2 separate regions of the Homo sapiens genome follow, and region 1 is linked to region 2. Evidence: chromatin contacts called from ENCODE Hi-C or POLR2A ChIA-PET data. All regions are on one chromosome and are shown on one strand. Each heading gives the region's core, a stretch centred on a gene start or an enhancer-like site at or near the end of the contact. The rest is flanking DNA. Distances are from core to core; before and after follow the strand shown. Region 1 has its middle 43 kb from the start of AKR1E2. Region 2 overlaps LINC02668 (long intergenic non-protein coding RNA 2668).

Region 1 (7,773 bases), core at 4,504-7,003, 1.6 Mb before region 2:
TGACATCTTCACGGCAACAGTGCTCAGTTTGGACACTGAACTGTGGGAAGTACAGTAAATAGAGCACAGTTCACTGTGGGCTGAGCTTCCTCACTGTTGAGACGGCTGTGCTAGTCTCCAAGGCACAGATGCATTCACTGTCCCACGAATAAGATCTTAAGACGGGCCGTGATGCCTCCCACCTGCCTTCACTGCCCTTGATAGATGCCACCCTATCGACACTTCTCAGCATTTTTATCATCCTAGACACATTTATAATGGCATGTACTGCATTATTTTCCTGCACGTTTGACTAATTTTTGCTTTTCTGGATTATGGTAGTGACTCAAAGTATAAACTGAATTTATTTAATAAGAGTAGAAGAACTGAGGATAGGATACTGACATTATTAACATTAATGAAATGGGCAGAGAAGAAGATAGTAAATACGAATCTGAAAGTTATTCCAAGACATACGATGAGTAAGAGTTATTATGTAAAGAGAAGAGAGTGTCATTAAATACTCAACATTGTCAAATGAGTCAGAGAAATCAATTGTATGAAGAGTGACGCATGACTTTTTTTACTTGGCAATTAGAAGATCATGGATTAATTTTCCATGTACGTATTCAATAAAATACAAAGCACAGAAGCTGATGTATAAAGCATTAAGCTATATAAGGCAGTAAATAACAGAACTGATTAGAAAAAATATGGCGCACACTTAAGATGAAAAACTGTAAATCCATTAAAATGAGAATTGTGACAAATTTGTTGAAAAATCAATTTAAACATTGTTCAATTGCTGCTATGTATCTTGAAAGTGGTATAGTGTATTCTTGCTATTTTACTTTATACATTTTTCATGTTTTTCAAAACACCATGCTTGCTAGTATTAAGTTCTGAACGTCATTTCTTCTTTGTTACATCTCTTACTTAATGATAAAGATAATTTTGGCATATTAGTAAACCCCTAGATATGCAACTTTTAGCAGAATGAGCTTTCTAGCAGTAATTCAGATGTCTTAACTCTCCAATTACAATTACCTTTCTTGCCTGGAAGTGTGTTAAGACTTATATTAGATAAGCATCCCTTATGTTTTTCTCCAAAACAATTTTGGTCTACACCATATTTGCACATAGACATTATTTTTCATTCTCCTCCTATTTATTTTTGGCCGAATATTCTCTACTATTTTTAATTACTGGTGACTCAGGAAAGGATAATTTCTAGGCTTATGCCACCAAAGCAGATGCGTATGTTAGAAGAGCTATTTTACTTCGATCAGAAAGTCAGCATTGCCTGCTGAAGATGAAATTAATCCACCTTTTGTAGAAGCTTGATCACATTACCGTAACTCAATGACAAATATCACAGTATGATTATCTGTACTTGAAATTATAAATGTGTAAATCCTTACAGTATTCTATAATTGAAACATTATTCAAAATAATTTTCCACTTAAGTAATCTAAGTTAGTGTGCTTTTATAGTAGATTCAAGAGTCTATGGAATTTTGACCACGCCCTCATGCCCCTGGGTATTAGAATGTCGGGTGCATTAGTATGTTAGTGTATTGGTATCATTGTTGCTAATCCAGCCAGCCCTTCCTTATTTTGCCGTATCATTGCTGTTCTATTTGCACAGAGTGCTGGTGCTACTTTGCATGTTGAGCGTCGACAAGAAAATGACACAAAGCAACTTGCCAGCCATAACTTTACACTTAGTTCCATACATATTTGGAGTTAGCCGATGGCGTTTCAGCAAGCACATATTTTATAGGATGCCTTTAATCATAAGCCACAGCTTTTAATTTTTGTTCCTCTTGCCATGTTATAGATATGGCTGATGACATCTTCCTCCTTGTGGTAGATAAAGAAAAAGCACAAGAAAAATCATTTCCAGGCTGTGGTCTCACAGTGACTTGTGGAGCAAGCCTATAAATAAGGTACTGTGGATAATAAGCATGCTGTTTTCGTATTTTTTAAATCTTCCTTTTAAAATGCATTTTAGAAGGAATAGACCAAGCATGCATGAAATTTATGTAAGTGCTGTTGGCAGAAACATTACATATTTCCCCCTTTCAAATTGAAATTTTGAAACATTAAAACATGGTATTTATGACATAAAGTGAAATGTCTCACTCTATCCAAACATGTATTTCTCAGGCTTTCTATATTTATATAAAAAATAATGTTTCCCTTAACATTTTGCTAGTTTTCTCTCGTCATTAATTATATAAAGAGATCTAATTTAATATTTGCCAATGTTTTATTCACAAATGTGCTTCGTTGAAGAAGTAAATGGTTTAAATATTTTTATGATTTTATTTGGTCCAAACAGGTTTAGACCACCGTTTACCCAAATAGATTTGCTTTTGAAAACTCCAAATGGCAAAAAAGTTATATTTTTAGTATCAACATTTTGGATGTTTAGGGAAAGTTACTATTATATTGATATTGGTATAAATCGCAAATTTTCCAGCAGTCATTTTTAAAACCAGGATTTATTCAGACAGCAAGTAGTAAATTTATTTGAGATGATTATTTATACAAATAAAATATCTCTATTTGTTAAAACCTTAGGTACTGATTCTTATGAAGATGAGAGTCAATAACTCAGAAATAGCCAAATAATATTTGAAGGGAATTGACCTGCCAGTGGGGCCTCACATAATGTTAATCTTGGTTGTATATTAAAATAATGACAGCAATGATAGCTAACATTTCACGAGTAATTACTAACCACAAGGCACTGTAAGTTATGCCTTATATATATTATCTCATTTAATCCTCATAAGCAACTTATGAGGTAGATAATACTATTACCATTTTGAAAGCAGATAAAACTGAGGCTTTACAGATACTACAGATATTGTCCACTGTCATTCCACCAGGAAGTATCAGAAGGAAGTCTCTAACTCTATAACCTGTGGTCTTAGCCACTGTTCTACACAGTCAATGGTGAACAGAGGGGTGGGGTTACAAGACTATGGTACCTGCATGGATCCTAGAGGCTATAAATACATATATTTGCCTGGACAAAACTAACAACACGACAACCTGTAGTTGTTATTGTAACACTTTTCAATTTCAGATCAGGATGTGAGGTCTGACAGGTATCAGTAGCTAAGGGAACAGGCTGGACAGACTCTCTGATACCCTGGCTATCTTACACATTTTTGGGAATAATGATTGTTGTAACTGTAGGTTAAATGTGCTGAATTACAATGAACCAGTCACAACATTACCTTTTCCAAGTCATTCACGAAAGATGTGATGTTAGGTCAGATTGCACATATTTCTTTGGGGCATTCCTAGAATATTGTCCTTATGAAATTCCAATGCTGTATTTAAGAATACATTAAAGAAAAAGAGAGAGCTACCAATAGACTGATGAAGGAGAACCCATTTTGCTGGTGTTATCTGGACGTTGAGCTAAACAGGATGCAGGCAGTTGTATTCTAAAGTCATAACTATAAAACATATAATTTTTGAAATCTAAGCAAAGGCTATATAAATATAATTACTTTCCCTAAACTACTTATTGTCTTATTTCTAACTGTAGTAAGCAATTACCTCTCCAGCTAATATTTACGGAATCCATTTCAATAAGAAACAAGGAAAAAAGTAGAAGATTAATTTTTTTAGCCATACTTAACCTCTCAGTCACATTTTAACATGTCTTCACTGCTCCAAAATGTGGCACATATGCACTTGGAAATAGAAATTGAAGTTTGACTTGGTGGATATGGTCCATATATTAAAAGATACGGTCAGAAAAGGCATTTCTTGAGCTGTATCATTAACTTACTGTGAAGTATAGGGTGTAGACAAATGACTGCTAACGGAGCAGCCTACCTGTGTAACGGAACTTCAGTTTGGTCTGAAAACAATGGTCAGTGTTTGAATGTTGGGGTTTCACACAGGAGAGATGAATACAGTGGCTTTCCAGGGGCCGTTAATATGTGGAGTGGAGAAGCAGTCTAGGAATGGCCTTCTCACCAGGGAAGAGAGAACAGGAGTGTATAACTGTTCATCAACATCAGAACTGAAAGTTTTTGGTAAGGTATTACTTGCTGGTCATCTTCCAGACCCATTTCCATTACCTATTGGCTTTGTGTGGCTGTTTAGATAATGCCACATGAGATGCTCAGAATTTTGGACTGAGAAACCTGCTGATCAGCCAGATATATCCAGCGATCACTGGATTTTCTAAATAATTTCTGTTGTTCACTCTTCATTTCTCTACCTGGCAATCTCAGCAACTACCAACTCAAAGAGGAAGAAGACGTTCATTCCCATAATACCCTTCTTACTTCTCTAGGAAGCTGGTCTTGAATATCCTCAACTGCACAGAATTAGATCATATGACCCACTTAGCCACTTTTAAGGCCAGACATTCCCCCAGAAGAAGGGCCTGGGAACCATGCTCTCCAGCTGCTTCTGACTAGGGTGGTAAGACACACTAGCAGCTCGGTTTCATGTCAAGTGACATGGGCAGCTTTCTTCTAAAGCTTGATTTCACTGTGTGCCAGAATGCCTGTGTGGAACTCTAGTCTCAGAAGCTAAGCTATCAAGTTGTACTTGGGAAAATCCCAGGTGTGATGAAATTCTAATACCAGGGGCAACAAACCATGTCGTAGAGCTGGATAGGGAAAATACTGTCATTGGCAGAGTGAGCACACAAACATTACCTTGAGTCTGTCTTCGGTCTCTGGGGCTTGCTTCCTCATGGTTTTTCTATAGTGTGTTTTGTTATAGAAATAACTGCACATGACCTAAACACGTGTTTAGGGAGGACTGCTGCTCTCTCCACTGCCCCCAGGGTATGTTGTTGGATAGGTGATCCCTAGTAAATCCTGCTGTGGAAGAATATTAGAACATATTTCATGGATGCCTAAAGATAACGATGCTCCCACAACGTTATGTGAACATGTTCCTCACGGATAGGAAAGGGAATAGGGAAAGAACAAAGGATGTGGGGTCAGGGGCCCATAATGGAGGTTCAACTTTCAACTACTGAGTTTGAAATCCTGAATTCATCATTTACTTAAGAGAACTAAGAGTTAAGTAAGAAATTATCAAGCTCTCCTTTTATTAGCAGGGTTCTTTACTGCTATCGAAAGATAGAGATGCATGTAAGAAACTTGAGATTAAAGAGAAATAAGGTCACATTTTTGCAGATCCGAGTTAGAGCTCTAAATTTTGTTTCCCCTTAAATATTGCTTTTGACTGATTCTCTTCATGTGTGGGTAGAGTATCTTATAGTTCTGTATGTGTATTTTTATTTGTTCTTTTTCAGCTTCTGAAAATATTTCATTATGGCTTTTCAAACAATTCTCCAATATTTATTCTGAGCCTATTATGTACAGTAAGATACAATCATTAACTTTAAGAAACTTACAGTTCAGTTGAGGGGTCAGAACTTATGTGTATATAATCATACAACAATGTAATATAAATGCTAAATTTGTGACACAGACTAATAATGTTAAAGTATTGTAGTTGAGAGTTAACTGCAAATTGCTTGGGATGTCTAGAATAAAAAAACTTGGAGCTTATGGGATGCATGACATATGATACACTGCCAATAATAATAACCATTGTTAATGGTAAAAAAAAAATATGTGTGTGAATGTGTGTAATTTGGCTCCATAGACTTGCATCGAGAGAAGAAGGAGAGGTGAATGGGGGGAAATATCAGAATGATGACTCATACAGTTGTTGCAGCAATTAAGAGATTAAGAGGGATGTTTCATTGTTATAATGGAAAGGGGATAGAGAATTAAAGAGCTCTGCTTACTGTCATGATGGATTATATGCACGCAGCAGAAGAGGAAAGAAGTACCGCTGACAGGAAGACCTAGGGTCTTTTTTAGCCAGAGGTCTCTATAGACATGCCATCAATAGTAATGGCAACCGCAGTGTATCATCGTGACGATGTGCTTAATCAGGGCTCAGGTGTTGAGGATGTAGACTTGGGAGAGCCCCTTGTTGGTGTGCTTAAGGCATCCTGGTTTCAGTCAGGTCAGGTCCCCTCACCTAATACTGGCCTGAGGCCCAAGACCAAGATACAAGGACTGAGGCTGGTAAGTGATTTGAAGCAGTGCCTGATATTCATGCAAGAAGCTAGAAATGTCAGTTGCTGCTTGAGGTAAACATTTGTTTTCCAGAGTAAATGTTACAGCTTCTGCTTCTCATAACAGTGTCATTCAAGCATGTGTCTAAAGGACAGCAAGACATCATGGAAATAGCTTTCATTCTTAATCCATATTTGTGTTAAACTATAGAATCATTTAATCCACCAGCTCATTGTGATCATCAAAACAGAGAAGCTGCAAAATATTTCCTTCATTATAAAAATAAAACCAAGTGCTGCTCTCTGCTTCAGATTCCTTTTGAATACTAATGCATAAAAGCCAAGATTAAATTAATCTCAGCTGTCTCAGTCACACTTGGCTAATGAATCATAAAATAGTTTCATCTTCGTATGACAAGTTGCCCTTGATGGCAAATTAAAATCTTAATAAGGGTTTTTAAAATACGCATGCATATATACATGCACAATCTCTTTCATTAGAGCCCAATGTCAAAATACAAATTCTTGCTTTGCATTTCAGATATTGTAAACTTTTGAGAACATCTTCTAGATCTTTTTATCTGGTGGCTTCAAATTCTGTGTATGCAAATGCCTTTAACTTAACCTTCGAAATAATTGTTTTGGAAATCTTGATAGAGTTATTGGATAGTGGTTTGTTTTTAAAAATTATATGTATGTCATTTGTTAACTACTTACTTAAATAATGCAAAAATTAATGGTATAATTTTCTACCTCCCATGCTTCCTCAAGAACGGTGGCTTCTTTGGGGCCATGATGTAACGGAGATGTCAGAGACCAATTACAGAGGCAGATTGCCGCAGTGCTAGGGAGGAGAAAATTTTGGAAAAGGAGATGAAATGAATAAATAACAAAAGCAGTAACAGCAAATTAAACTTTAGCTTGAATTTTATATAGCACGTACTGGTAAAAATATTGTTTCAAATAACAGTGGCTGTATGGAACAGTGCTTCTCAAACTTTCATATGCACACACACCACCCGGAAATCTTGCTAAGTGTAGATTCTTACTCAGTAGATCTCAGGTGGAGACAAGAGTGCATTTCTAACCAGCTACCTGTGATGCTGATGTGCCTGATCCATGGGAAACATTTTGACAAGCAAGGCACAGCATAACGCACATGTAAATAGAATATTTTATTTTGTTGAAGATATAAATCCAATTTTAGAAAAAGGTGTATCTAAGCAGGTAGTTATAGTTTTTCTACATATGGCAAATTAGCCGGCTAACTTCAAATACCTTTTTCTGCCTACCTTTGAATTCTCTTTCTTGGAATTCTCAACATTGGCTTAATCTCATATGAGATTTGACTCAAGGGATTCCTAATGAGACATATTAGTTTAGTTGTTTTTTTAAAAGAAAAGTGAGAAAAATGGCAAAATATAAATTAAGAAGAAAAGCATAATTTTAAAATGATTATTACTTTTTTATTTGATTTGTTGGCTGGAAAAGGGTATGGCATTTTATATTTCTCAAAGTGGATTTAAAACAAGATTTAGAATATTACATCTAATTCTAACAATTTACTAATCATCAATAATTCTTACTTAAGCACCAAATCTGATGCTCACTGGAACAAGTATGTATTCAATTGTAATAATGTTTATGCCAGGTTAAAACTCCAATCCAAATGCCAAGACATTTAGAAAACTAAATTCTTAGATGTTATCTCAG
Region 2 (7,327 bases), core at 4,687-7,186:
TTTATTTAGCAAAAATTGTCACTATTTGTTGGAATGAGAGTCCCTCCTCAAGGCTCACAAACTGTCTCCAGGAGGATTTGTGCCATGGACTACAGCAGGGAGATTGTTTTATCATTATGATTATGAAGTCCTACCCGGCAAAGTCTGAAAATTTTGGTAGAGAAAGCATAAACCTTCTGTGTCTGTGAAGGAAAATTGTTATTGCTACTGAATATATGAATGCAAAATGCCATAATACAAAGATTTTTAATGCATTTCTGTCATATAGAGGGAGAGTAGAAGCTGCTTGAGTTTATTTAAATATTGTTGACAGAAAACTGCTGTCTTTAGGAGCCTAGCCATGGATTAAGATTCATATATATACACATATATACATGCAAATTAAAATGTTGAAAAAGAGACACTTATCAACATAACCTTTAGAAAACCAAGAGAATCTTGTAGCCTGAGAGCATATTCACAGGAGAAAAGGGAAATTCATGAACACCTCATTTTACTTCCTCCCGTAGGAGCTGGGAGATGGGAACATCACTAGACCACGAGCCGGAATTGCTGCAGGAGGATTCCCACACTCTGGGCCTCCGTGGGCACCACGAGGACTGGACGTGCGACCCCAGCTCTCTGGGTCTCAGTTTCGTCTCCTGCAGAGCATCTGAGCTAGACCGTCTCTAAAATTTCATCAAGCTCCTGTATTCCATTCTATTCTGAGATGCCCAATTCTTATGCCTGCTAAAAACCACAGTGAGAAATAATAACCTATGTCCACATTTTTGTTTCCTAGGAGAAATATCAACATGCGTCTGCCAAATAAAATATTGTATTAAATGAGTTATTTCAAAAAGTATTCTTTGACCACCTCAACATGTGTTAAAAGGAATGCCACATGTTAAAAGGAATGCCTCATGTTACACGGAGTCCTTCTAGGGTAAGAAAGAGAGGTCATCTGTGAGACAATGTCTGCTTTTGAAACTCTCCACATAACCATGGCCAGCACTGACCCCTGTTGGAGTAAGATACAGGGAAGAGGCAGCCAGGCAAGCTGGAAGAATGGAAAAAGAAAAAGAGAGTCTAAGAGACAGGAAATTTGATACCAAATCCAGGAAATTTGATACCAAATCCAGGAGCGCTGCATCCTCTATACCAAACCCAGGAGCCCTGAATCCCTCTACACCAAATCCAGGAGCCCTGAATCCCTCTATACGAAATCCAGGAGCCCTGAATCCCTCTACACAAAATCCAGGAGCCCTGAATCCTCTATACCAAATCCAGGAGCCCTGAATCCCTGCATACCAAATCCAGGAGCCCTGAATCCTCTATCAAACCCAGGAGCCCTGAATCCCTCTATACCAAACCCAGGAGCCCTGAATCCCTCTATACCAAATCCAGGAACCCTGAATCCCTCTATACCAAATCCAGGAACCCTGAATCCCTCTATACCAAACCCAGGAGCCCTGAATCCTCTATACCAAATCCAGGAGCCCTGAATCCCTCTATACCAAATCCAGGAGCCATGCCTCCTCTATACCAAACTCAGGAGCCCTGAATCCTTCTATACCAAATCCAGGCACTCTGAATCCTTCTTTACCAAATCCAGGAGGCCCAAAACCCTCTATATCAAATCCAAGGTGTCTGGACCCCTGTATACCAAATCCAGGAGGCCCGTGGCCGTCTATAGCAGATCCAAGTACCTGTGTGAGAGACAATGTGAACTTGAGACCATGAGAACGACGATACGTCTGACCACATCGTGTCCCCAGCACGTGATAGGATAGTACTGGATTGGCCACAGAGCCGCCGATATGCACAACCTGTACAAAAACATCCACTTTTCAGGGAGGTGAAGACACAAGGGAGGGGGTCAGGAGGCACCTGCCAGGAAATGTGCTGTGTCTTTTAACTCAATGACCATTCCACACCTGGGTTATAACATTGCAGTGTCTATGGAATGAAATGGGGGAAATATAAAATGAATAAGGAAGGAAGCAGCACTCAAGAGTTTTATCAGCCAGAGAAAAGTTACTGTTAATATTGTTCCTAAGTTGTTTTTTGATTTTTCTTTTTTTTTCAAATAGAACCTGGATCCTATTGTGCTATATTTTTTTTTCTAACTTGACATGGCATCACCAGCCTTCTCTCTTGTTTCTAACTTGACATGGTACCACCAGCCTTCTCTCTTGTTTCTAACTTGACATGGTATCACCAGCCTTCTCTCTTGTTTCTAACTTGACATGGTACCACCAGCCTTCTCTCTTGTTTCTAACTTGACATGGTATCACCAGCCTTCTCTCGTTTCTAGCTTGACATGGTATCACCAGCCTTCTCTCTTGTTTCTAACTTGACATGTTATCACCAGCCTTCTCTCTTGTTTCTAGCTTGACATGGTATCACCAGCCTTCTCTCTTGTTTCTAACTTGACATGTTATCACCAGCCTTCTCTCTTGTTTCTAACTTGACATGGTATCACCAGCCTTCTCTCTTGTTTCTAACTTGACATGGTATCACCAGCCTTCTCTCTTGTTTTGTTTTTGGAATATTCTGTAAGTGCTGTGTGATCCACAGGACCTACCCCAGGACCTCTGCGCCTGCACCTCCAGCGTCTGTCCTGTGCTGCTACACCCTGCAGCCGCTGCCAGGAGCTCCTGCTGGTGAGGCCCCCAATCAACAGGTGCCCTGGTTACTCTATCTGCAGAGGAGAAGACAGAGCTCAGAGGCAGCACAGGTGCAAATCCAAATGGGGCTGTCACCAAGTTGACCCTGGAATCTTAAATAATGCCCCTTGCAGGTGCCTACTATGTTGGGGCTTCTCTGCACTCCCACCCTTTCTCAACATCATCCCAACAGCACGTCTCCATCAGACGTGGGCTTTGTGACCCCCACCCCCAACCAACCATCCCCACAGAGAGGCTCTGCCCCTGACCTAGGGTGGGCACTCACCTTCTTTCGTTGTTTGCTGTGGCACAGGTGAATTACTCATCTTCTCTATGCCTCATCTTCTTCATATAGGGCAGGGTCTGCCTACCTCATAGCAGAGCTATGAGGGTGAAACTGCATCTGTCTGCATGGTTGTATTTCCATGACATCACTTACACTGTCTGCCTTGGGTGTGATTCCATGCACGAGTCTGTCTCCACTCAGTGACACTCTGGAGAGCTGGAAATGCCTCTGATTCATCTTTCAGTTGCCACAAAACCTAGCACAGAGCCTTGCCCTGTTAGGGAAATAGAAAGACCCCCTTTACTTATTTTATAATTTTCCCCAAGCGCTACACTTTGAGTGTAGGTGTCCGGAGAAGAATTGTGAGGAATGTTCTGATACATCAGCAATTTTTCCCCACCTTTTTGTATCTTATGCACCTGCTCCCAACCCCGTGTGTGTGTCTCAACCCCATCAGGAGTAGATGATGCAGCCCACAGCCCAGAGAGACACAATGGCACAAATTCCCAGCCCCGGAGTTCCATGTGCTGAGGTGCAGGCAGAGACAGTGGGTTTGGAAGGATGTTTTTATCTGAGAAACCCAGTCTCCCCCCCACCTCCAGACTAGCTGTGTTTCTCTAAATGGGAGGAAACGGAGAAAGAGTATCCTAAGTGGGAAAAGGACACTCAATGCCGCTGGGTTCCTGAGAAGGGACTTCGGCCCCGTTGCCCACCCCTGAGGACCAGAGAAAATGATGGGATCCCCGACAGGTGTGGGAATCCAGGCACAGAGAAAGCAAGGCTACCATCCCAGGGAAGGCCCCGGGGAGGCCCTGCACAGCACAGAAGCACCCACATGGGTGGCTGGTCTGTCCAGACGCAGTCCCCAAGATATTCTCCGTGCCCAGGTGGAGAGGGAAGCTGTGGAGTCATTTCCTCCATACCCCAAATAGAGGCTAGACTGGGAAGGAGTCGAGAGAGAGATGTGGAAAAGCCTTTTGACAAGAACAAAAGATAGTGGTGTTGACCAATGGCCTGGCCAGAGAGGACCCCCATAGAGAAGATACTTCCAGCAGAGGCCAGGTGACAAATGACAGGAAAGCACAGGCTGGCCCTTCCTGCAGGTGAGACACCCTGGAGACGAACCCAATTCCCAGAAAGGAGGGGCGGGGAGGCAGAGTCACCAGAGCATTGGCTGAAGTTTGTCTCTCCTGCCAGGCAGATGGCTCGCACACCACAGACCTGGGTCACCTGTCAACGAGGCACCTGTTTCTCTGGCCTGAATTCTAACCAAATATGTCTTTAAAAGTGAACCTACTCTTATCCCAGGTGCCTCCCCCGTGATGGGGGCACACTTTGGTTGGGGTCCCACATCTGGCTGAGACAGAACTCTGAACAGACAGAACACCTGTGGGAGGACAACAAGACCTCATCCCCATAGGCCTTCTTAACACTGTGTTTCTACCTCGTGCCCATTTCTTATGCAAGTCAGGAAAGCGTCCCGCGTCTCCAGCAACCACGCTGCACGTGGCTCGCCACTAGAACGGAAGCCCACAGGAACAGAGGCCCTCCTGGCCTTGTCTACCACGGTACCTGGAACAGAGTAGGTGTTCAATCACTGCTTTAGTCCATGAATGACACACATGTGGATTCACGGCCTGATGTGTAGAAACCCATACGTACACACAGGCAGGCATGAAGCTCGCTGTTGAAAGAGTTACGTAGGTCAGTACTTCTTAGGGAGACAAATATTCCCTGAGCCTCTAGATAGGCCCCTTAATTCTCACGACAGATATTCGTTTTGTTTGTTTGTTTTGTTTTGTTTTGAGACAGAGTCTTGCTCTGTCACCCAGGCTGGAGTGCCGTGGTACGATCTCAGCTCACTGCAACCTCCACCTCCCTGATTCAAGTGATTCCCCTGCCTAAGCCTCCTGAGTAGCTGGGATTACAGGCATGTGCCACCACACCCAGCTAATTTTTGTACTTTTAGTAGAGGTGGGGTTTCTCCATGTTGGCCAGGCTGATCTTGAACTCCTGACCTCAGGTGATCTGCCTACTCCAGCTTCCCAAGGTGCTAGGATGACAGGCGTGAGCCACCACGCCTGGCCACAATAGATATGCTTAAATGTAGGTGACAAATGACAGAATTTTGCTTTTTGGAAACAATGTGCTACTTTCAAAAACCCTAGCACAAGAAACCTTGAGACGACAGCCTCTGGGGAAGATGAGTCATGCAGCCACAATGGGTCTTGTGGTTTCAGCAAAGCCAGGGCAGTGCTATAGGAAAACTCAAAATGAGCCATATAAATCATTGTATTGGGTGATCTTCTTATGCATCCTTGGCACAAAAAAAAAATCTTCCTGGGATTTTCTTTTAAATAATCACAGGGGAGAGAGGAGTTAGGACTAAGCCGAGCATGGATGAAAGAATTTCAGCCACGAATTGGTAGTTCAGAAGTCTGGGTGATACGAACACAGTGATAGAATTTGTCTACTTTTACATATGTCTGAAATTTTCCACCTAAAAAGTTTTTGTGTTTTCAATGCACATCTGTCTCTGGGGCTGGGCCAGCGACTCCCACCCTGGAGGGAACAACATATCCCATCTGTTTCCTTGTGGCTTGTCAGAAAGAACGTTCAGGCTGCTGTATTCTGTCTAAATTCCAGAAATAGTCAGGACACTGCGACTTCCAAGCCTCATACCTGAGATAATTAGAACAAGAAGTCTGTGTTTGTATGTCCAAGATCACTAAAGAATTCAAGAAGCAAGCCAAAGAAAAAAATTATTTTACTAAAATTAACAACTGTAATGATCCCGAATCCATGTTATTTGTACATATGAACTTTCTGAAATGCATGATATTTATATCCAGCAAAGAATGTCTTTTCTTAGCCCAAGAAAAATAAGAAGAGTGAAGTCAAGCTGGCCAGGAAACAGTGGAATGGGTCTGTGTGTTCACCCAGACAGCGTGAGTCAAGGAGGGTTCCACGCTGGGATGATTTCTGACCTACTCATCAATCAGACCTAAGATGAGTGGCCTCAGGTTACTGTCGTAAAAATGCTAGTAGCTACAGAGCAGAGCCTGCTCCAGGCTTTGGGAAAAAGCTGCTGGAACTGGCTGGCTTGTATTTCCTTCCAGAGCCCAGATGCCTCCTGGGTTGTTCCGGTCTGCTGAGCAGATCCCCGAATTTCTAGAAAAATTAGAAACATGGAATCAATGTCATTACCTTTGCAGGGATCAAAGTAAATGGTGAGGCAAAATATGAATCTGGGAGAAGAAGGTTTTCCAGGTTAAGGAATGGCATTTCCAGATGACAGGGATGTGAGGACAGCACATTTGATCAGGGGCTGTGCTACTTCTGACTCGTCTTTTTCCTTGTCTTATGTTCCAGCACTGAAGTTAGTTTCCCATACTCTTTTTTTGTTTTTGTTTTTTTTTTTTGAGACGATGTCTCACTCTGTCACCCAGGCTGGAGTGCAATGTTGTGATCTTGGCTCACTGCAACCTCCGCCTCCTGGGTTCAAGCAATTCTCCTGCCTCAGCCTCCAGATTAGCTGGGATTACAGGCACCCTGCCACCACACCTGGCTAATTTTTGTATTTTTAATAGAGACGGAGTTTCACCATGTTGGCCAGGCTGGTCTAGAACTCCTGACCTCAGGTGATCTGCCCGCCTTGGCCTCCCAAAGTGCTGGGATTATAAGCGTGAGCCACCGCACCTGGCCAGGTTCCATACATTCTTTATCCTCTTATTCTTTGTCTTTTGCAAGAAGGGTTTAAAGAGGCTTATAACAATATATGGACTTTAGAAACTCAACAGTAAAAATCAAAAATATAAATTATTGATTTTGAATATGCTTATGCAATTTTAATGGCATAAGGACAATATCTGGAAGAGAATAGGTAAGAATGTTAGTAGTGTGTTAGGGTGGTAAAATTATACGTGAGTGTTTTTATTTTATTAATTAAAATATTTTTATAGTTAAATACAAAAGAAAATTAGAGGCTTAGAGTTACTTGCTATATTCTGCTGAATTCATCATAACAGGCCATCTATGAAAGAGGAAGACACATTCATCTTTTCAAGTGAGAAAAAAATTAAATATCCAAAGCTTATTTGTGTCCTTATAGTAATTTAGTGTTGAAACTTGAAATATAATATTTTTAAAGATCTACTTCATAATTTTCAGACAAATGCAGGCTGAGATTCTGCTCCTGCCATTTTGACAGGAAGAGCTACTGAAATGCTGGTGCTCCTTCTTACTTGTAATATGAGGATGATAATAAAAGCGACCTCACTGTCAAAAAAAATGAAGTGAATGATGAAATCAGAACGCGAAGAAAGGTAGGGAAAACAAGAAGCAAATAAGAAATACTGCACATTCATTAGAGATGAGCCACAGATTGGGCTCT

The links. A loop is a pair of places that touch in the nucleus more often than their neighbours do. ChIA-PET counts read pairs that join two places held with the same protein, here RNA polymerase II (POLR2A). Pooled maps may share reads with other maps.
Region 1: a loop to region 2 is called in a map of gastrocnemius medialis, with 3 times the contacts of the local background. The contact joins two enhancer-like sites. A Hi-C loop is called at or near these places in 16 of 168 maps with a recorded cell type or tissue (A673, K562, Right ventricle myocardium superior and 9 more) and 16 of 50 pooled maps. POLR2A ChIA-PET finds 5 or more read pairs at or near these places in 2 of 52 experiments (PC-9 and activated T-cell).

What each region holds. Positions count from the first base shown.
Region 1 is chr10:4,778,936-4,786,708 of GRCh38, reverse strand. No RefSeq gene overlaps it. Among named protein-coding and RNA genes, the nearest start is that of AKR1E2, 43 kb to the left of the region's middle. Within about 2 kb of position 5,753, at least 2 of the 41 ENCODE cell types and tissues checked have a DNase peak (open chromatin) inside an H3K27ac peak, as active enhancers do.
Region 2 is chr10:3,225,765-3,233,091 of GRCh38, reverse strand. It overlaps LINC02668 (long intergenic non-protein coding RNA 2668), which reads left to right. Exons shown (of 3, transcript NR_187504.1): 3 at 510-828. Among named protein-coding and RNA genes, the nearest start is that of LINC02668, 28 kb to the left of the region's middle. Within about 2 kb of position 5,936, at least 8 of the 41 ENCODE cell types and tissues checked have a DNase peak (open chromatin) inside an H3K27ac peak, as active enhancers do.